Regions from separate parts of the Homo sapiens genome. Here regions 2 and 3 are each linked to region 1. Evidence: chromatin contacts called from ENCODE Hi-C or POLR2A ChIA-PET data. All regions are on one chromosome and are shown on one strand. The core of a region is the stretch at or near the end of the contact, and the rest is flanking DNA. Distances in the headings are between cores, read along the strand shown.

Region 1 (3,731 bases), core at 681-3,180:
TTCCCGCCCTGTCTCCATGCCTGCCCCCCACCCCACAGTAAGCTGACCAGTCCCACAGCAACAGAAATTTCTGTCTAGAAAGAGATGTCCATGTTCACTGTAGATGATGGTCCATTGTAATGGACCAATGTCCGTTGCTTTCAGGAAACATTCAGTAGAATTCAGTGTTGCAAATATTAGACCATTGCCTAGAATTCACCATAATGGAACCCAAAGGTTTAGACATTGTATAAGTTATAGGCTCTCAAAATTTGATGAAATTTAAGAACCGTTTTGTCCAACCTCCTTTTTTTATTGAAATGCAAAGACAGTATCTTAGCCAAGATCACAGTCAGTTTGTGGTGGAACCTGGTCCTGTGACCCCTACCCAAGGGTTCCTCCCACATTCTCACACATGCCTGACATGTATATGGTGAACACCATTTACTTAGGGCAGTGCCCCCTACTCACAGGATGTTCACCACTAAGTGGTACACTAGATAATTTTAGATGGTTCATGAAATTATCGTGGGTGATACGTGGACGCAGCACTGAACAACATTGACCCTAACAGTGACCCTTTTCACCTTAGTCAGTTCAGTCATCTATAACAAATTACCCTGGGCTGGGTGGTTTAAACAACAGACATGTATTTCTCACAGTTCTTAAGGCTGAGAAGTTCAAGGTCATGGTCCCGGCAGATTCAGTTCCTGGCGAGAGTTCTCTTCCTGGTTCATAAACAGAACCTTCTCTATGTGTGCCCATCTGGCTTTCCCTTGGTGTGTGTGCATGGAGAGAGAGAGATCTCTTTGTCTTCTCTTCTTCTGAGTGCACTAATTCCATCATGAAGGCCTCACCCTCATCTAAACCTAAGTACCTTCCAAAGACCCCATCTCCACATACCATCACATAGGGGGGTTAGGCCTTCCACATATTAATTTGAGGAGTGGCGGGGGGACACAAACATTCAGCGCATAAGACTTTTCAATAGTCTTCCAATCCTAGCCACACTCAGGAGAACGTCTCCAATCCTGCTAGCACATCTTTAACACTTCTCTATCACCAGCAAATCTCCCTTTTCAACAAAGATGGAGTAGACCTTAGGCTCAGAGGCTTCCAAAGGCAACAGAGTTCAGCATTGCTCTGTTTTCATTGTGTTCATTTTTACAACTACCTTCTCTTTTTGGCAAGTGATCCTGGATTCCCATCTATGACAGTGATATAAATTGTTCTTTTAAAACAATCTTTAAACTAAAAGAGTAAGGCAACAAAAATATGAACAAATATCCCAGGTGATGTAATTTGCAGATGTGGCAGAAATTGAAAAGATGGTATGTGAGTGAAACTTAGAAAGTCCCGGTTAAAGAGTGTAAACGCATCACTTCCTAAGGAGAGCCTCGGTGGCGGAACAGGAGCAGCAGGTCTCTGGCCAGAGTATGTGTCAGGCTTGGTTTTACTGTTAAAGCTGTGACTTTGGCCTGACAGTCAGAAAGCTATACATAAAACTAAAGCTTATCATGCAAATGAGCTTCCAGAGGTCATAAACTGCAGAAGATGGAAGAGAACAGTTTAAGTTTGGAATGCCTGCTGATGCCAAATACCACTTCCTTTTTCACTAGTATGAATTCAGCGTGATCTTTGATACAAGCCACCTGTCTGGGGAAGAGGAAGTTCTCAGCTTCATTGTTACTGCTCAGAGGTAAGGGGGGGGTTTAAACACTTTTTTCAAAGATGAGAGATTTATGGGACCAGGAAAGGATGTGTCCTGGTTAAGCTTTGATGAATCCCAGGATGCTGAGGAGGAAGAAATGGTTACTCAGTGATAAAGCCTTGAGCCGCAAAGTGGAATTGGATTTCTTGGGGATGGTGGTTGCCTAGTGCTGCTTGCATAGCCGCCACTGCAGATTGAACTGAGAGGAACTGGGCATCAGCCACTCAGAGGTGATGATTCTACAGCTGAGGAGAGACAGGCCCAGGGGGGTGAGGCTCTAGTCCAAGGTCAGTTCCCACTTGGCTGTGTATTTCCCAGATCAGACAGATGTCCTCTGCAAATTGTCTGGCTGGGCCCACTGCTGCTTTTGGACATGGTGCTGTATCCCTTGATGGAGTGGGCAGGTCACCTGCAGCCTGAGGGCCTGGCTGAGCCTGTTGGCAGAGGCCCCAAGAGATGCTACTCAAGAGAGGGCTTAATTTGGAAGCCAAGTGGATGGATAGGAAAGGGGATCGTGGGGTGGCAGCTTCTCCCCTCAGTAGCATGTGCCCGCCCCTCTCCAGGATAGCCATGAGTGCCTGTGGGGGCTTCTGGGGAGTTACAAGATGCCTTCTCCAGGGCAGATCCAGCATGCCTTGAAGCAGCATCTAGGTAGCACTTGGCTGGCAGCTCCAGTGGAGGGAGGGGCGTTCAGGTGGGTGAACAGGGAGACACAAGCTTTGATTGGGGTGGTGGTTGGACACCCAAGGCAACCTTTTCATTTTCACTTGGAAATGATCTTAAACTTAACAGAAGTCTTACAAGAATAGTGCAAGGAACTCCTATATACCCTTTACCCAGATTCACCCAGTGTTAACATTTTGCCTCATCTATTTTATCATCCTCTTTCTATATAATTTTTTTTGTTAACCATGTGAAAGTTGCAGAAATCATGCCTCTTGATTCATAAATACTTCAGTGTGCATTCCCAAGAATGAGGCTGTTCTCTTAATAAACTGTAGTATAGTTATCACATTCAGGAAATTGAACATTGACACTATGCTATTAGCTAATCCGCAGTTTATGTTCTGATTATGCCAGTTATCCCAATAATGTCTTTTTAGCCGCTTCTTTTTACTGGTCCACAAGACTTGGTTATTTTCTATTGACACTATTTTCAAGATCACATAATTTACATCACATAAAACATGACTGTGATCTAATAGAAGCCTATGCAAAGCATAGATAGGGTAGACTTCATTCCCATTGCACAAAATCCAGAAGGGCTTCAGTGGGGAGGTAGCATTTAAACAGAGGAGTCTGTTTTCAGGCTGAAGCAACATGGGCACGGCAGTGAGGCTGTCCATGGGGCAAGAAGCCCTGTTACACCTGTGTAGGTGGTGGGCACGAGAGTGTACTGGGGATTCGTGCACCTTCTCAGAAGAAGGATGGGGAGCACACAAGCACAGTGGGAATGGGGCTGAAAGAGGAGCCTGGGCGCTAAACCATGGGGGACAAAGGTCACCTAGAAAATCTGAACTATATCCTGATGGCACTGAGGAGCCACTGAAAGTTTTTGAAAAGGGGAGTGGCACAGTGCAACAGCTTGGCCCCAGAGCATGAGGTTGATGAATTTGATAAGGGGCGGCAGATGCCCATTCAAACCTGAAAATTCTCATTCTCTTGCCATTTCTTGGATCCACAGAACACTCGCCATTGTTGGGCAGACCCATCAATGTGCTCTCTTGGTCCTTCCACACCTGAGGCAGCCTGTATGCCTGGGAAGGAATGTGACATGGAAGAGATTTCCCTTGTCAAAATAGAAGACACTTCCTGCCTCCACCTAATTCAGGGCTAATCATAACAGTCAGAGAGGGCAGGGAACCAGTATTGCAATTGTGAAAGGTTCATTTGTTAGAATAACATGTCCACACAGCAGCAGTGCTCTGGTTTTGGATGCATATTAGAATCGCCTGGGGAGCTTTCAAAAATATCGATGCCTGATCTATCCCCAGAGACCCTGACCCTGCCTCTGCCTGGGGTGAGACCTGGGCAATGGAGT
Region 2 (3,731 bases), core at 339-2,838, 46 kb before region 1:
TGCCATGTTGGACAGAATCCTTGGATAAGTGCTTAAGGTACATGGATGAGCCTCCAAAGGATCTGATGTCAGCTGATTCCTACATTGCAGAGCTAGGGTGGGTGGAATGAGTCAGTTTATTTGGCTGGTGAAGGAGGAACCTAGGTTGGAGCAGGGATGAGAGGGTAGAAGAGAGCAAAGGAGGAGGGGCAGGAGAGAACCCGGTAGGATGGAAAGAGGCTGCCCATGTTGAACAAAGGGCCAGTAACATTTCTGGTGGCAGGGAGATGTCAGGACATTTTAGAAATCTGATGCCTGCTGTTACAGGCCTGTCAGGACTTTACCACTCATAGGTTCTAAGAAATCTCCCCTCCCCACCTCATTCTGTTTTGTTTTTAGCCCATTCTGGATTTCTGCACTCATGCATGCCTCATGTGACCAGGGATAGGCAGGGAGAAAAACTCAAGGGGCTGGGGTTATGTGTACATCTTCATGGTATTGACTGTTATGGCATGCATGGAAACAGACCTGGACATGAAAGGATAAGCTTCAAGCCAGGTGCATGAGGGCTCCCAGCTGACTTTTGGGTGCAAACAGGATGCAACAGCTTGCCACAGAGTGATAGAGGAGGCCATGCTAGGAGAGAAGGGAGAACAAGCAGGGCAGGCACCCTGGCCCGACTCTTACACACAGTGTGAGATGCTCTCTTGGTTTGGGTCTCCCAGATGGCGAGGAATTCAGGGAAATTTCTTTATTTGGGAGATGCAAGAAATAATGGTAGGGGGTTGAAGTGATATAGTAGGGAGGTGAAACAATGGTAGGGAGGTGAAGTTATATAGGCAGGAGGCAGTGAATGAAAAGTGAGCTGTTAAACCAACTACTACAGTGGGCAATGGGGCTTATTCCTGCAGGGCAACACTAGGAAGAGTAAGGGAGCTGGGGGTTTTATACTCCTTTCCCCAAGTGTCAAGAATTGAGGTCTCCTGGGGCTATTTATATTCTCCAGTACTCCTGCCCTCCCATATGCATGGCAGGAGAGACCTACATGGTTTTGGAAAAATGCTCTTGGGTGCAGAGATGCCGTAATATAGCCCCTGGCAGCTGGAAGTGGGCTGGAGCACCCTGAGAGTGCAAGTAATGTGGTCAGGGCTCACCAGCCTCTGCCAGAGAGGCCCACAGGATTAGAAGTATCTCTAACCTGAGCACCTCACTTTCTAGACTCCTAGAAGTTGTGGGTTGGTCTGATAGAGCCTCGCTGAGGTTCTTATACAAGATCTAGTAGCATACACCTCACAGTGTGCAGGAGTTGGGTGAGGCAGGTGTGGTATGTGGGTGAAGAGGACCAGGGTGGGGCAGGAGGAAGCAGTGAAGACAGTGGGAAGATGGAGGGTTCCAGCTTCACCCACAGGGCAGCAGGCTCACAGCAGCATTCAGTGGTTGCCAGGTGGGAGTGAGGCCCAGCACACTCTATTTTCTAATAAAACCGAGAGATCTTATGACTTTGGCAGCTAATTAAAATGTTTTCTGAACATCGTATGAGCCAAACAAAACATGTCCAGTGACCACCTCCAGCCTGCAGGCCACCAGCCTGTGACCTCCAGCCTGGCTGTTTTCCGTATGTTCTAGTCCGGATCTGCATTTCTGGTAGAACTAGTCTGTCTGCAGCCTTACTGTGTTTCATGTTCTCCCCTTGGCAACAGATAAATTAGTCAAAGAGATGAGAGTTTGGGGCTTCAAGTGTCCGAGTGTCTGGGGAAGGAGAGGAGTGGAGAGGGTCAACCGGAATGTAGTGTCCATGGAATTTTTAGAACTCATGATGTTTTGAAAACTATTTGCTGGCTGGAATATTTGTACTTCACAGTGATTGCAAGAAGCAGCTAAACTGGAGTTTGAATTTTAGAAGCTGCTAGAAGTAAAATAACAGGCAACCAGTGTGAAATAGAGGGAAAGTGTAGCTTTGGTGACCAGCAGATGCAGAGTTGAGATTCCAACTCTGTTTCTTGTGGCCAGTGTGGCCTTGGCTCAAGGGTCTTCTCTCTGTGCCTCAGTTTCTTTCTCTATAAAGTGGGATTGTGCCAAGGATTAAATGAGTCCTACACCATCATGTACAGTCCCACTTGTATATGATGGGTACTACCATGGTAGTCCCGACTCTGCCACACATGAGCTTATACTTTATAGCTCATTCATTTACTCAGAAGAGATATACTGATCACCTACTTCAGACCAAGATTAAATGCTGAGGGGGAAGAGGAAAATAAGGCAAGAATATAAAACATAGAATGTATGTCAGGGGGTGATAACTCTTCCTTTTAAGCCAAAAATTATCAGTCATTGTCTTAATGAAGGATTGAGAGAGAGAGAGAGTGTGTGTGTGTGTGTGTGTGTGTGTGTGTGTCTACATACTGTAAAAAAAAATAGAGACAGTGTTAAACTGAACATTTTTTAATTTAATGAGTTGCTTGTACTTAAGAAAATAAAATTATATGAAAATTAATGTGAAGCAGTAAATATAGGTCAGTTCAATAAATGTCTGTGTTGGCTTTTGTGACTCCTGATTTTTTTAAAATAATGCTTGTTGATTTTTTTTTTCCATTTACTTACCATTTGCTTAAGTATTGGAGTTTTTGGTTTAGGGATATTGACTTTTTAAAACCAAGATATATAATTGTTCAAATATGTGATGCACGTAATACATAATAGCGAAGTTTAGATAATGAGGAGAATAATGCCCTCCAAAAACAATGGCAGGGGGCTAGGTCCTGACTCTTTCAGACTGGGCAGGGAGGCATCTGGCCCAAAGGGCTGGAGGAGTGCGGTATGGGATTCAGACTTTTTATCAGGTAGGCAGTAAGTGAGGTCTTGACTGAGAGAACAGAGAACGAAGAACAGAGGCTAGAGACATCTTAGAGGAAGAACAAAGAAACAGTGCTGACAGGCCAGGAAGGTCAGAGACTCAGTGTTGGGACTGCTGGAAGAAAGACAAGTGAGGAAGAGGGGTGATTGTGAACTCAGCAGGGAGAACCCAGATCCTCTACTCCTGATCATGCTCTAGCGCACAGAGCACTGTAAGCTCGTGAGGAATGTGCTTCGTACCTGGCATCGGTTGGCCATAAGTCACTGAATTTGGCTAATAAGATGTTGCATTGTCTCTGATCTCCTTGAGAGACTGAGATAGATGGATAGGCCCTAGGTCCTTATTTCCTCCATGGGAGGGTATTGTGGGAGGGGTGATGATGTTCGAAGGGAAGCTCATTTTTGCTGTTTCTAAGGAGTATAATTTGAGTTCCAAATTAAACTGGTCTTCCAAGTTGGGGTTTGGAGGCAGTAAAGCACCAGGTCAACTTTCAAGGCTTTCAGTGGCTAATTTTTTATGACAGAAGGCATCGAGGGCTTGTAAGTTTGTTTTTCTTATCAAGTGATTCTTCAGATTATATCTACCTTTACCACAGAAAGGGTGGTCCCTTTCTTTCAGGAGTGGTTCTCTCTTCACTTTCAAGGCAAACCGCTCAAGATGGCACCAGGTGATAAAACAGATCCACTTGCTAATCTGGATAGAGCAGGAAGGACTTAAACATTTATGTGTTTGTATACCTTTATTTGAGGGAGTGCTTTGGCCTGTTTTTAGACAGAAGGTTCCATACAGAAACTGCATCTGGGCAGGAGAACAAAGCAAATTGTGTTACAGCCGGGAAACCAAGCATTGAGCAACAGAATGGTTCTTAGGCAGAAGTGAGCCTCATCCCTCAGTG
Region 3 (3,731 bases), core at 615-3,114, 34 kb after region 1:
CAATGCCACTTCCTCTGGGTCAGATATGAGAGGGGCTGACTTCCTGGTGGAGGGAGAAATTTGTAGACAAGATTTATAATCTCATTAGGAGCTGTGCTCTGAGGGGCTGCGAATGGATAAACAGTGAGGTGGTGGTCAGGTGGTGTTTGGGCTTCAGTATGTGGAATAGCTACTATGCAGCCTGGTGCAAGGAAGATGGAGTGGGACAGAGCATCCTGGTGGGGATTTTCGAGATGTGCTTCTCAGACATGACAGGTTACTTAACCTCTCTGGGCCTCAGTTTTCTCATCTGTAAAAAGGGGTGGAATTTAAGGAGAGCAGAAGTTAAAGCTTATCTGTCACATCCCTGATAAATGTCTCTGTGCTGCTGTTCTAGCTGGTTGAACCTCAAAAATGTCCCAGTTTAGACAATAAATTATATGGTCACCCTTCTGAGAGCAGTACCCTCCACACATGGGTGCCGTAAGGATTCAGCATATGCCGTTCTCTAACATACTAATAGCACCTAATATTGTATTATTTCCATTGATATCTGAACTCAGTATAGAGATGGGACCATAAGCGATTTCCCAGGATGATGTGCTTGGAGCATGACACTTAGAAAAAAGATCAGAGGACTTTTCTGCCTCTTCAGTGTTCAAACCCAGGCACAGGGACTGTGTTTGGCTGCTCTGTTTGGGGCCCTGTGGGAGGAAACCTGTGTCCTCTCTCTTGCTCTGAGTCAACAGACAACTCTTAGAAGTGCCTGACTGAGCCTACAACATGGAAATGCCATTTCCTCCAAGCCGTTTATCTGACCACCTCAGCCTGGAAAGTAACAGCTCTTGACTTCCCTTCTCCACCTGGGATCAGATGACGACAACATTTGAAACAAAGGGTCTGCTCTCTTTCTCAGTATCACACCTATGGAATCAGCCCTGATTCACACTTCAAACCCACTACTTCATGAAGCAAGGTCTTGCCAGATCCCCTAGAGTGAACAGGGGATTCTTTATCCTCTCACAGGCCTGGCACCGTGGTGGCTTCTGACCATGACAGCTCCTTTCACTGAGGCTGACCCAGACTCTGCCACCAAGTGATGGCCACTCCTTGGGCTCCCACAGCCAGGGTTCCTGACAGCTTCCCCAGTCACCACCATTTCATGGTTTCAGTTTGCACAATGTCCTCTTTGGGGTAAAGGGGAGGACAGATGCCAACAGAAAACCCTCAGTACCTGCCTTGGTAGAATACAGCCTTGTCACTGTGTCCTGCATCCTCCTTTCCTTGTTTGGGTGCCTGGTGAAGTCCTTTTGTTCAAATTCTAATAGCCATGGACCTCTGCCAGCTCCCAGAGGCCCTGAGAGATAAGCAGCCATGTCATGAGAAGCATTTGGACTCCGGTAGCCTGGGAAATAAATGAGGACTGACTGGGCAGAGAAGAGCAAGGGGGCGATGGCCACAGAGTCCTTAGCCAGCCAAGGAAATGACATTGTTGGTCATTGGCCGGGGATGCTTGGGTTGTCTGCAACACATGAAAAAAGCATCATGTCCCCTTGACTTTGAGCAAAGAGTGCGGTTAAAACCAAGTTGTGGGAGGATGGATAGTCAGTAATTGTTTATCTGTGTGATGAGATAAGGTAGTCCCCTGCTGTAATGAAAATGCACAGACAGTTCATGAAGTGAGGAATTAGCAACTAAGGACAACCTGAGTGACTACATGGGCCAACATCCTCATGTGTAGATGAGGAAACTGAGGCCCTGGAGACCCAAACTGGCACGGCTGTTAGCAGGCAGAGCTAGGGCTGAAGCCAGGACTATTGAGTATTCATCAAGAGCGTCTGTACCACAGAACTTCACTGGGGCCCGGACATGACCTTGGACAAGTCGCTGAACTCGGGGACCTCTGTTTCCTTATCTGTCAGCTGAGGCCACAAGGACTGCATGATCTCGCAGCTGCCTTCCAGAAACAACATTCCAGAATGCTCTGTTCCCCCCTTCCAGCCCAAGAGACTGTGCAGAATAGGCCTCTTCTCAGTCAGCAGGCACTTTTGTCTCCCATGGTCTAGGCAGGAGTCATTTTTTTTTGCTACAGTGGTGGAAATGGGTCAGGCTGGAGAATGCTGAGGTTTCCAGGCTAGTGGTTTCTTCCTCTGACCACAGTAAGAGGAAAGGAAGCTTTCCCTCCACCTCTACTCCTCTGTGACTCCTGCCCCAGCCCCATCCTCAGCTTCCACCTAAGAGGTAGTGCAGGAAAGTGGTGATAAGCAGATGTCTGCAGCTGTGTGACGTGTGTCCCAGCCCAGTTCTGTGGCCTGCTACCTGGGGAGCCTCTGGTTGTAATTGGGCCTCCTGTTGCCTCTCAGCTTGCCTCCATCTGTAAAATGGGGACAGTAGGCCAGGGGCTGTGGCTCACACCTGTAATCTCAACACTTTGGGAGGCCAAGGCAGGTGGATCTCCTGAGGTCAGGAGTTCAAGACCAGCCTGACCAATATGGTGAAACCCCATCTCTACTAAAAATCCAAAAAGCTTAGCCAGGCATGGTGGCGTGTGCCTGTAATTCCAGCTACTGGGGAGGGTGAGGCAGGAGAATTACTTGAACCCAGGAGGCAGAGGTTTCAGTGAGCCAAGATCGCACCACTGCACTACAGCCTGGGTAACAGAGCAAGACTCCATCTCAAAAAAAAAACAAAAATGTGGGGACAGTAATAGCACCTGCTTCAGGGAACTGCTGTGAGGACTGAATGTTAATGTGTGGAAAGCACCGAGAGCCTGGCGTGCAGTAAGGGCCATGCAAGTGTTAGGTGCCGTTGTCATGGCTGTCACATTGGTACCTGTTCAACACACTTAGAGGACCGCCTCCCTCCACCTTGATGACCCTTGGTAGGTACTGAGTTCCTGAGTTTTAGCTGAGGACTGAAGGTGTGACTGCAATAGGATTAGCTGGTCTGAATCAGACTTATGTAGCACCAGGCAACCTTCAATCTCCTTTTGAAAGGGGACCACCCTGAACCTTTCAGAAAAACGTTGCTTTCCCCGATTGAAGTGATTCCCATGTAACCACAGTCGGGAGCACAACTGGCCAAGATTTTCATTCACCGCAGACTCAGTCCTCATTTCCCCTTTCCAGATCCCACCAGGGGCAGATGAGGTGTCACATTGCATCACATCACGCCATCGCCATTACCCTGTTCACAGGCCACCCCAGAAACTCCCGGCGGGAGACAGAAACTAACTTCTGAGCTGTGACTCTGCCCCTTGGGGTTGACACTGAGGCTTAGGCTGTTTCTCACTCGCTTGCCCTGCCTTTCCCAGCTCCCTGCCCCTCTCCGCTGGCGTCTTGTGGCCAGATGACAGTGCTAGCTCTTCACACCTGAAGCACATTAGCAACACTGGCTGGGCTGGAGCTCTGCTCCCAAGCTTCCTCTCCCTGCCTAGAAACCTGAAGCACCGATGTGCAGAGCAAGGAGGAACTCTGCTCCCACGCCTGATTTTAATGAGGGATGGATGCATCCTGCAGGGCTCAGAGGTTCTGTTTCTCTAAACCCAGACCAAATGTGTTTGGGTGGCCAGGCCTCGTAATCTCAGCAGAGGAATGTGCATGCCACAGGGCTGCAGAAAACAGTTTCCAGCGGTCTGTCAGCAGATGTCCACTCCAGAAGACAGACAGGGAATTTGGAGACCTACAGGCTTTGGAGTGAAAAAGTGATGGATATTAAGAGCACAACTACACACATTCGGATTCTCAAACGCC

Evidence for each region. Hi-C counts contacts between places; a loop is a spot of excess contacts on that map. ChIA-PET counts read pairs that join two places held with the same protein, here RNA polymerase II (POLR2A). Pooled maps may share reads with other maps.
Region 2: a map of Right ventricle myocardium inferior shows a loop between it and region 1 (9-fold over the local background). The contact joins two enhancer-like sites. A Hi-C loop is called at or near these places in 3 of 168 maps with a recorded cell type or tissue (Right ventricle myocardium inferior, chondrocyte and heart left ventricle) and 4 of 50 pooled maps. POLR2A ChIA-PET finds 5 or more read pairs at or near these places in 1 of 52 experiments (K562).
Region 3: a map of endothelial cell of hepatic sinusoid shows a loop between it and region 1 (4-fold over the local background). The contact joins two enhancer-like sites. A Hi-C loop is called at or near these places in 5 of 168 maps with a recorded cell type or tissue (Right ventricle myocardium inferior, ascending aorta, cardiac septum and 2 more). POLR2A ChIA-PET finds 5 or more read pairs at or near these places in 3 of 52 experiments (A549, Panc1 and activated T-cell).

What each region holds. Positions count from the first base shown.
Region 1 is chr3:37,735,306-37,739,036 of GRCh38, forward strand. It overlaps ITGA9 (integrin subunit alpha 9), which reads left to right. Exons shown (of 28, transcript NM_002207.3): 20 at 1,599-1,678. Among named protein-coding and RNA genes, the nearest start is that of ITGA9-AS1, 120 kb to the right of the region's middle. Within about 2 kb of position 1,931, at least 2 of the 41 ENCODE cell types and tissues checked have a DNase peak (open chromatin) inside an H3K27ac peak, as active enhancers do.
Region 2 is chr3:37,690,068-37,693,798 of GRCh38, forward strand. The region is part of intron 18 of ITGA9 (integrin subunit alpha 9); the gene reads left to right. Among named protein-coding and RNA genes, the nearest start is that of ITGA9-AS1, 170 kb to the right of the region's middle. RefSeq lists an enhancer at 3,425-3,731. Within about 2 kb of position 1,589, at least 3 of the 41 ENCODE cell types and tissues checked have a DNase peak (open chromatin) inside an H3K27ac peak, as active enhancers do.
Region 3 is chr3:37,769,752-37,773,482 of GRCh38, forward strand. All of the region lies in intron 23 of ITGA9 (integrin subunit alpha 9), which reads left to right. The region is part of intron 3 of ITGA9-AS1 (ITGA9 antisense RNA 1); the gene reads right to left. Among named protein-coding and RNA genes, the nearest start is that of ITGA9-AS1, 90 kb to the right of the region's middle. Within about 2 kb of position 1,865, at least 11 of the 41 ENCODE cell types and tissues checked have a DNase peak (open chromatin) inside an H3K27ac peak, as active enhancers do.